Linked DNA regions of Homo sapiens: region 1 is linked to region 2. A link is a contact called in ENCODE Hi-C or POLR2A ChIA-PET data. All regions are on one chromosome and are shown on one strand. Each heading gives the region's core, a stretch centred on a gene start or an enhancer-like site at or near the end of the contact. The rest is flanking DNA. Distances are from core to core; before and after follow the strand shown. Region 1 holds the start of OR8U1 (olfactory receptor family 8 subfamily U member 1). Region 2 holds the start of OR8I2 (olfactory receptor family 8 subfamily I member 2).

Region 1 (5,415 bases), core at 1,889-4,388, 280 kb before region 2:
TAAGATAAGAGGTTATGCTTTTTTTTTTGAGACAGAGTCTCGCTCTGTCACCAGGCTGAAGTGCAGTGGAGCGATCTCTGCTCACTGCAACCTCCGCCTCCTGGGTTCAAGTGATTCTCCTGCCCCAGCCTCCTGAGTAGCTGGGACCACAAGCATGCACTACGACGCCCCACTAATTTGTAATATTTTTAGTAGAGATGGGGTTTCACCGTGTTGGCCAGAATGGTCTTGATCTCTTGACCTTGTGATCTGCCTGCCTCGGCCTCCCAAAGTTCTGGGATTACAGGCGTGAGCCACCACGCCCAGCCAAGAGGTTATGCATTTAAGAACATTAATTATAACCTTTCAATATATAGATGACAGACTTAACATCTTCTGCCAGAGCTTAATCCTATGTGAGACAATAGGAAGGCACTGAAATGTTCAAGTAGTAGATACATGTGTTTAAAGAAAAAAGGAGGAAATAAACTTTTGAGAACTGTGGGTCATGCTACTCCTATGTCTCTACAACCTCACAAATATATAAGAAAATTATTGAAAATGGACACTAACCTAAAGCAGGTTATTTAAGAATTATTTCTATTTTAATATAATCTCTCAGTGGGCATTAATAGTATATTTCTAATCTTTTGCCATTAAGTATGGAAACAGGCTACAGATGAAAAAAAGTGAAGCAAAAATATTAAATGATAGGCATGATTCATAAAATCAAATCTTTCTTAGGCTAAATGATGAAAACACATGAGCACATAGAGGGGAACAACACACACTGGGACCTTTCAGAGGCTGGAGGCTGGGAGGAGGGAGCCAATCAGGAAAAATAACTAATGGGTTCCAGGCTGAATACCTGGGTGATGAAAAGATCTGTACAACAAACCCCCTGACACAACTTTACATATGTAACAAACCTGCACTTGTATCCCTGAACTTAAAATAAAAGTTAAAAAGATACTTTAAAATGATTACTCTCTCTCTCTCTCTCTCTTTCTCTCTCTCTCTATTATCAATTTATCAGCTGTGGTGTACAATAATCTTCATTTATAAATTGCTCCCTCACGTTTATGTGACTTATAATTAGTAGACTAGCACTCAAGTCTGCAGGTTCATAGAAGGAAGGGAAATGATACTCAAGTGCCTACCATGAATTATTACCCCTTTCCATATTGCTTAGTCCTATAAAAGTCTCTAAACTGAGTAACATTATTCTCATTTATCTGATGAGTAAACTCATAAGAGCATACCTAGAGCACAATGACATGTTTGGGATCTAACCACATACTTTGACTATAAGGCATGTGCTTATTCACTCGGCTACATTGCCTACTGGGTTCATTGAGTTATAAGCTATACCTTAATAAATAATGACCAGCTTACCTGAGCTTTGCTGTGCACAACTGTATATAATCCTTGTTACTGGAAAAATGATTTATGATGTTTCAATGACTGTGAATATATTTGTTTGAATTATAATGCCCTCCCCTCCTCCCTCCAGAATTCTATCCCTGAGTTACATTATTTACATTTTGGGAAAAAGTATAATGAGATCTTGTAGGCATAAGAAAAGCAGTTCTCTTAGAGAGTTAGTCTTCAGAGACAGAACAAGACTTCCAGGAAGTAGAAGGTACATTCAGTCAGTAACATAGGTGAGGTTAGAAAGCAGTACTCTTTGTATTAATAAAGACAATATGTTAAATGCATAAATATAGGACATTTTTATATTGTCATGTATTTTTTCAAAAAATTAGGAATTGAGAAAGAAAATGTTTAGACTATGTGTCTTTATTTTTCACGTGGGATATTGTAAATACAGCTTCAGAATCCTGAACTGGGGATGGACGGGGAGAGGAGTTAACTTTTGTCTGTGCTCTGCACATAACTAATTATATATCTTGATGATGACTTTTTATGCATTCTTCATTTGAGAAATAGGAAAATTGGTATAAAATATTATGCAAGAAAATTAATAATTTTAATATATTTTCCACTTGAAAAATAAGAGAAGTGTTGTAAATTCTTATAGTTACTTTTATACCTAACGTTCTAAGAGAAATTCTCTAGAAAATTGTATTACACAGCGAAAATATATGTATACATCACATATTGAGAAACAAGGATCCTGATAACTTATACTGGGAAAAAAATCATACCATGAAAGAAGTCCATTTTTCCTTACTCAAGTTACTTTCTTAATTTTATAAACACAAAACTCTAGTTTTTATTGATAATGATTTTCTTCAGAGCTTCTTTCACCTCCTTATTCTGGAGGCTATAGATTAAGGGATTCAACATGGGAATGATCACTGTGTAGAAGACAGAGGCCATCTTGTCTGTGTCCAGGGCATGGCTAGAGCTAGGCTGTAAGTACATAAAAATGAGGGTCCCATAGAATATGGTGACTGCCAGCATGTGAGAGCCACACGTCGAGAAAGCCTTCTGTCTTCCCTCAGCTGAATGCATCCTCAGGATGGCAGAAATGATGAACATGTAGGAGACAAAGACAATCAGAAGGGAGGAAATGAACATGATACCAGCACAGGCAAAGATCCAGAGCTGTTTGAAGCGAGTGTCTGAGCAAGTTAGCCTGAGGAGAGGCATGTCATCACAATAGAAATGGTTGACAATGTTGGAGTGGCAATAGGAGAGGCGGAAGGTGAGGATGGTGTGAAATAGTGCCATTAGGAAGCTATAGCTATAAGGAACTGCTACAAGTTGAATGCAGATTCCTGGAGTCATTACAACCATATACAATAGAGGGTTACAAATGGCCACATATCGGTCATAGGCCATGGAAGCCAGTAGCAAGGATTCTGATATCATGAAGGTGAGAAAGCAGCCCAGTTGAGTAGCACATGCATCAAAGGATATAACATTTTGTTTGTACAAGAAATTCCCAAGCATTTTGGGTGTAATGACAGAAGAGTAACAGAAATCCACAAAAGCTAGGTTGCTAAGAAAGAAGTACATTGGTGTGTTGAGACTTGTATCCGCTCTAATGAGTAGGATCAAACCCAAGTTGCCTACCACTGTGAAGAGGTAGATGGATAAGAATAGCACAAAGAGGGGCATCTTCAACTCCTGATGGTCTGTGAGGCCCACAAGAATAAACTCTGTCGCCTGGGTGCAATTGATGTGAGCCATATCTTTTCTGGCCATCTAAATGTGGAAGTAGAGAAAAGAGTTAAGTCTAAGTCATATTTTAATACTGTAAATCCTATATGTGGTGTTTTTATATTTATTGTATTGTAAAGAGTTTAATTAATTAGATTTATTTATTAATTTATTTAACTAATATAATGATTGTTAGCATACTGGAATTCTGGAAATGTGATGGAGAGCAAAAAGAATATAACACCGTATAAACATCTTTATATCTAAAGCATGAACTTACATGAATGTAGGGAATGAATCCTCACATAATCTTATCCTGTAAATTAGAGTAAAATTGATATTTGCTTTCTAAGAGATTTGGAAGTTTATGTTTCTTTACATTCAGTTTATGTCTGCTTTTTTATCTTTTATTAAAAAACTGATTTAATTACATTTTTTGCATTAATTTTTGTTTTCCTACTCTATTTAATGTTGTGTATCATCATTTTCTTATTCATTTTGGATAATTTTAAAATTGAATTATTGAATACCCAAATAGTATCAAATATCATGTCTCTCAACTCCTCTTTCTTCTCTCTCCCACCATTATATCTAGTAATGGAAAATAGAGCTTTCCTTAAAAACTTATAAATTTCACGCTTTGAAAATTACTATGCAAATAAATATATAAATAAAATAAGAGCCTGTGTTTCTTCACTGTTCTTCAGAGTTTACTAATAGCTCTTGAGTATTTACTTCTGCTCAATTAATCAAAGAATCCATTTCAGTTATTTGTGTTTTGTATTAATAAACATATTTATTGAGCAACATAATGTGGTAAGTAGTAACTTTCAAAAAATACTTATTTACCTTAATTTTATTCTAAATAAATTATATTTATTATATGTATAAGATACATATTAGATATGCAATATGTAAGTATATACTAGATATCCTAAAACCCTAATACAGATGGAACATTAATGTCTAATTATAGCAACATGGAAATTGATGGATAAGGACATAGGAACCCATAAATTCCAAATCTCTAATTGCATGTTAAAAACTGAACGTCAATTTTGAGTTAAAATAGGAAAAAGAAAAGAGAAAAGGGAGGTAAGTAAAAAGAGAATTTTTGGTCTTTGCACTGCTCAGACCAAACCCTTCTCAAGAAGACTAACTTTCAGACTCAAACTTTTTTATGACAAACTATAGAAATAAATACTTGTTATAAGATGGCATGGAACTAATAGATATATTGAGAATAATACTTTTGCTTCCCTGACATCCGCTTGTATTACATATTCTTTCGTTTTCTAGCGTAATCTGTTCCATTCTATTTAATTCAAACAATGCTTCTTGGGATCCTAAAAAGTGGATTTAAGATCTACTAGTAGTTACAAGCACAGTTTCAAAACCTACACACTAGTCCCCACACACTGAACCATTTTCACTAACATGAGTAGATAAGCAACTTACCTTTAACAGTTCCTAGCTATACCACCCACTGTAATCTGTAACCAAGACTGAACATTCTATCCTTAACATTTTCCTGGATTTTGTCTAACTGCTACTCTTGTAGAAGGTTATTTCAATTCATTCAGTTCTTTATTCAATAATATATAGTGGGGACTATTAATTTTCAGAGCGTGCATAGAGTCTGAAGATAGAGCAGTGAAAGAATAGATAGTAGTCCAGGCTGGAAAGAAAGCAAGCGTTATCCAACTTTACCCTATATTTCTGGTCTCTTTTCTTATCATTCGTTTTTCTCCACCTGTAAAACACAAAACCCTGAAACGTGTGCACACAAACTATTTTACTTTGAATCCAAAGGAGAGCATGCATTATATTTGAAAGGACATGTGACTTTTTATAGTATCATCTCTGAATATTTTTATTATCCCGGTTCCACTCAACTCTCCAGTCAGCAGGAGCATCCATTGTTTCAATTAATGATTGGTCTCAATTTGTCAATAACAAAATGCCTTTCCATACTTCTCTATTTTTAATCTTGCCATTCCTAGTTTCTTTCTTTACAGAAAAATAGACAGTGAAAATGGAAACTCCTACTTATCTTTCAAGCTCTGCTGAAATATCACACTTCTATGAAGAGCTACTTAATTTTTCCTTCCCATGTTAACAGCTTTCATATTTGTCTTCCAAAAACATTTTAGACATACCTAATCTATATTTCATCTCTTATTACAACCATCTGTTTCCATATATCTTCCCCTGATAGACTTTAGACCCTTTGTGGTTGAAAATCACGCTGTTTTTATTCATTTCCTAATGTAGTCTCTTCTAGATGTTAGATGATGGGGAATTAAA
Region 2 (5,324 bases), core at 352-2,851:
TTTACTAGTAGCTGAGAAAACAGTGTAAGTTTATATTGCCAATTTAATATTTTTTTTTACTTTTTAAGGTTTTTTTATTTTTAATTTTTGTGGGTACATAGTAGATGTCTATATTTATTGAGTACGTGAGATATTTTGAAACAGACATGCAATGTGAAATAAGCACATAATGGAGAATGGGTTATCCTTGTTATCAAGCATTTATCCATCGAGTTATTATGTTGGTGCAAAGTAATTGATGTTTTTGCTGTTTTCTTTTTTAATGACAAAAAACTACAATTACTTTTGCAACAATCTAATACAAACAATCCAGTTATGTGATATAAGCTGGGCACAGAATGACAAAAATTGCATGTTCTTAATGTAATAATTTTAAACATGTTTCAGTGTGATGGCATGCTTATATATGCATGTTCAGGTGCCTCTTATTTCCTTGTACATGTCTATGTCTGAATAATTTATATGCCGAATTGACCTCCAAATACAGTGAGTTAGTGGTCCATATAAACAAATGAAATAATAATTCAATTCACAAACTTCAAGACTCTAAGTTCTCATTTAGTTTGTGTTATGCTTTTTGAGGTTACTCTACTATTTTCCTAGTTGTTGGCATAACTGAATTCCTGAAGCCATCCACCTTTGTTTTAATTGTAACATACATAAATTTGTCATGGAAAAAGTTTTCTATGTATGACTCTCAGAAGAGCATTTTTCACATCTTTGTTCCTCAGACTGTAGATGAGTGGATTCAGCATGGGAATGACAATCGTATAGAATACAGATGCCACCTGCGCCTGGGTCAGCGATGATGTGTTATCAGGTTGCAAATAGGTGAAAATCAGAGACCCATAAAAGATAGTTACAGCCATGAGGTGGGATGCGCAGGTGGAGAAGGCCTTCTGCCTGCCTGCTGCTGACTGGATCCTCAGGATGGCTGAGATGATGATGATATAAGTGACTGTGATGATAAGGAGAGAGCTAAGAAGAGTGAATCCAGCTAAGACAAAGCTCACCATTTCTGTGCCGAATGTATCTACACAGGAGAGTGCTAAAAGAGCTGTGGTGTCACAAAAAAAATGATTGATGCTGGAATCACAGAACGCCAAACTGCTTATCACCCAGACAGATATCAGCGAGCTTGTGAAGCCTATCACATATGGCATTACTCCCAGCCAGTTGGACACTTTTTGGGACATGACTACTGAATACAGTAAGGGATTGCAGATTGCTATGTAGCGATTGTAGGCCATTGATCCCAGAAGGAAACACTCACAACACACCAATCCAACAAAAAAGTACATTTGAACAAAGCAGCCAACAAAGGAGATGGATCTCCGATTGGATTGGAAATTCACCAATGCCTTAGGTGTTACAGTAGAGGAGTAAAATATGTCAATAAATGCTAAATTGCTCAGGAAAAAGTACATAGGGGTGTGAAGCTGAGAATCCATTCTGATTAACGTGATCAGTCCCAGGTTTCCCAAAACAGTGAATAGATAAATGAAGAGAAACATCAAGAAAAGACTGACTTGTAATTCAGGGTGATTTGCAAATCCAGAGAGGATGAAGACGGTAACCTCAGTGAAATTGTTGCCAGCCATTTACATCAACTCAGGCCTTTGACTTACCTGCTGAATAACAATAAGGAAAGTTAGAGAAGGATTCAAATCTAAAGGCCCTATAATCAAATTTGACTTAGACTCCAATCATGAAAGTTTTACAAATGGAAAGTAAAATTTAATGACCTGAAGTTAGCTAGAGATTTACGGATAATTTTTATTTTTTATAAAACTGAAAACTTACAGACATTAATACAGAAAAAAACTCAAATTCACGATTGTGTAGACTAAAAAATACATGTCTGGAAAGATGTGTAGAAATTCCTCCTAAGATGTACCATTCTCTACCCCTGTCTGTCATTGGGTCTGGCAATTTATCTAATGAAATCAATTGTATCTAACAAATATAGCAAATTATCAAATGAAATTAATTGTATCTAATGAATATAGCAACTTATCTAATGAAATCAATCTGTATCTAATAAATATAGCAAGTTATCTAACAAAATGAATTGTATCTAATGAATAGAGCAGTTTATCTAATAAAAAATTCAGTGAGATAAGACCAAATGAGGGCCTTCATCTATAACATAGTTTAAATTCTTTCATGTATGTTTGTTCAAACAACATGATTGTTTCTAGATATATTGCATATATTAATCTATGACATCAGGTGCTAGCCAATTCATTGCTGAACAGCAGTTTTTAAGACAATGATATAAATAAATGTTAAAAACAGTAAAACAAACCTGATTTGTTACATTTAAAAATAAGAATTAAATTATAAGGTGGGCATGCTAGAAACTAAAGAACTTTATTGCCTAATTAACTTAACATAAATATATGACGAATAAATGCATTTGAAACTAGCCCGCCAAGCAAAGTTAAATAATCACCTTTGTTTAGACATTTAGCACTCTCCTTGAGTAACCAAATGGGACTTGATAATAATTATTATCAATAATAATAATATAACATATTATTCTTATTATATATCACATGTACTTAATCATTTAATGTGTTCCATGGTCACAGTGTTCCTATTTATCCATTCATTTACTTGACAAGCATTTATTCAATGAAGGCATTTTGTCTTGCCTGTCATGAAGGGCATTTTTCTTAAAGCCTAATGTAAGATGCAGACATTAAAAAAATAACAAGTTTCCCAATGTGAGAAACATGCAAACTATACTCACAGACAGACAGACACACAAATTTTAGGAAAAAGCAGATGAGAAAATTAGATGTACCTGGGATTCAGTCACCCAGAGGAAACATCCTATGTTTCAGCAATCTTTCACTTATTTTCAAGTTCATTATTTTTGCCTCATCTACAATGCTAAATATCAAATAACAAAAGTTGTTATTTAGTATAGAGCTCTATTTCCTGTATAATGGACCCTAAATGTTATGATGTTGATGAAAAAATGTTGATGGTTTTGATGATAGTATTAGGTACTGTATATATTACCTTTCATTGATAGGCTAGAAATAAGAGCCAAATTAACTTCTTGTTAACTTGTTTTTTGTGCACATTCTTGAGAATTAAAAATTTATATTTTTTGCTCAAGTCTGGATTCCTATTTAGAATTGTTTTTGTCTTAGTGTATTTCTAAAGCAATCCCATGACAAAAGATTTTCTTTTGAAAGCTCATGTGTTAAGCAGTATTCTTATACCTGCAACTTTTCCTCAAACTCACCTAATAAAAATGTTGTTCAATTAGCATCTTTGATCTCTTGAGATTCATATTTTAATCATACTCCAGGGTCTATTCTTAATTTGCCTAGGGTATATCTCTAATGGAAGCATTAGGAAATATATATTCCTCATTTTTGTGTTTTTCAGTTAAACGGCAGCAGACACATTGAAAAAATCAATTGATTTCGTTTTAAAAATCATGTTATTTTAATGTTATTGGTAGATATATAGACGTGAAACATGTATGAAACACTAAATTATTATGAAACTAAAGGAGACATATGATATTAGGGAATCTCAGATAGCATTTGTCTGTTTCCCAGATAACCCTCCCATGAAATGGAAGTAAGCTTTCCTACTCACTGATTTAATGCTGTTAACATGTGTTGAAATTATATTACCATCTATGTCAACAAACATGGATGTGTCTACTTTTAACTCAGGCATTCAATTATTTTTAATTGTGCTTAAAGGTATATACGTAGTATCATTGTCTGATAATAAGTATGCCATCTAGGAAAATGAACAAGAAACCTGCGGTACAAATCAAAGTCATGTTCTCCATTTAATGCTCAATTTATGAGTAAATACAATATTTCCCACAATTGTATTCACATTATCTCTTGTGTTTGTTGGTTTCAAAGCAGCTTCCTAGCCTACACTACTGTATAGATTCTGGTTTATTAGGTCTGATGTTGACCCATAAAATTAAATTTTTCAAAATGCCCCACATTACATGGCTTATACTTTGACAAATACTAGCTTGGAAGGATCTCACAGACTTGTCTAATGAAATTCTTCTTCTACTGTGATTGTTACAGTCTCTTATATCACTTATATTTTAAAAGGGCTTATTTTTTAATTGACAAATAATAGCTGTATATATTCTTGGGAGTACATAGTGATGTTTTAAAATACATAATATACAGTGATCAGATCATATATATCTATCATCTCAAACATTTATCATTTCTTTTTGTTGGGAATATTCAATATCCTCCTTCTTGCTATTTGAAACTACATAATACATTATTGTTAACTATAGTCATTGTACAGTAGTACAGAACAATAGAACACATTCTTCTTATTTAGCTGAAATTTTGTATCTTTTAACAAATCTCTCCCTAGTGTTACATAATGAAACACAACAGATTCCTTACAGGAAAAAAAATGTATATTTTTGTAGTGATAGAAACCATCTCTAATATTAGAGATTTTAAAAAAGGGAATCTATTATAGACGTGCCATATCACTTACTGATGCTCAATATTATCAGATATTAGGACAAAATAAATGGTATACAGTAGGCTCCCATTATCTGTGGTTTTACTTTCTGTTGTTTCAGTTACCATTGGTCAATCAGTCTGAAAATATTAAAAGGAAACCTTCAGGAATAGACAATTCATAGGTTTAAATGTGCTTTTCTGAGTATTGTTATAATGATTCCATTTTATAAGTAGTTATTGTTATTAATCTTTTACTGTGTCTAATTTAAAATTAATCTATATCTCAAGTATGTATGTACAGGAAAAAAAAACAGTATATATCGAGTTGGATACTATCTGCAATTTCAGGTATCCACTGGGGGTCGTAGGTTCTTTGAGGATAAGGAGAGACTACAGTAATTTCTTCCCCCACTAAGTGCGCAACTTGAGAAAATAAAACTTTGAAAGAATTGGGTTGTACACCTGCAATGTCAATGTTTCATCTACCCTCTTACTTATTTGTTCAACACAAATTGATTAAGCAGCCGTTGGATGACAGGCATTATGCTTTGTGTGAAACATGAAAATAATATTTCTCCTTTCACACTACCTAGTGTTAATTGCCTCTTTCAAGATTCAAATTTTGTCTCAGCTATTTAATGTTCTGATATTTGGTGAACTAATATGTATAGTGGTCACAAATACACAGTTGATATAGGGACTATTGTTGACCATATTACAAGATAAATAGACATTTAATAACTACTTGATCAATTGAATTTACATTTTTTCTATACATCTATTTTGGTTTCTGTCAATCAACTCTTTTTAACTTTTTTATTAAATAACTTTAGACCAACA

Evidence for each region. Hi-C counts contacts between places; a loop is a spot of excess contacts on that map. ChIA-PET counts read pairs that join two places held with the same protein, here RNA polymerase II (POLR2A).
Region 1: a map with no recorded cell type shows a loop between it and region 2 (2.6-fold over the local background). The contact joins the promoter of OR8U1 here to the promoter of OR8I2 in region 2. A Hi-C loop is called at or near these places in 1 of 37 single-sample maps with no recorded cell type. POLR2A ChIA-PET finds 5 or more read pairs at or near these places in 1 of 52 experiments (activated T-cell).

The regions. Positions count from the first base shown.
Region 1 is chr11:56,373,347-56,378,761 of GRCh38, reverse strand. It overlaps OR8U1 (olfactory receptor family 8 subfamily U member 1), which reads right to left and starts at 3,138. Exons shown (of 1, transcript NM_001005204.1): 1 at 2,209-3,138. The coding sequence starts at 3,138. The coding sequence ends at 2,209.
Region 2 is chr11:56,089,585-56,094,908 of GRCh38, reverse strand. OR8I2 (olfactory receptor family 8 subfamily I member 2) reads right to left here and starts at 1,601. Exons shown (of 1, transcript NM_001003750.1): 1 at 669-1,601. The coding sequence starts at 1,601. The coding sequence ends at 669.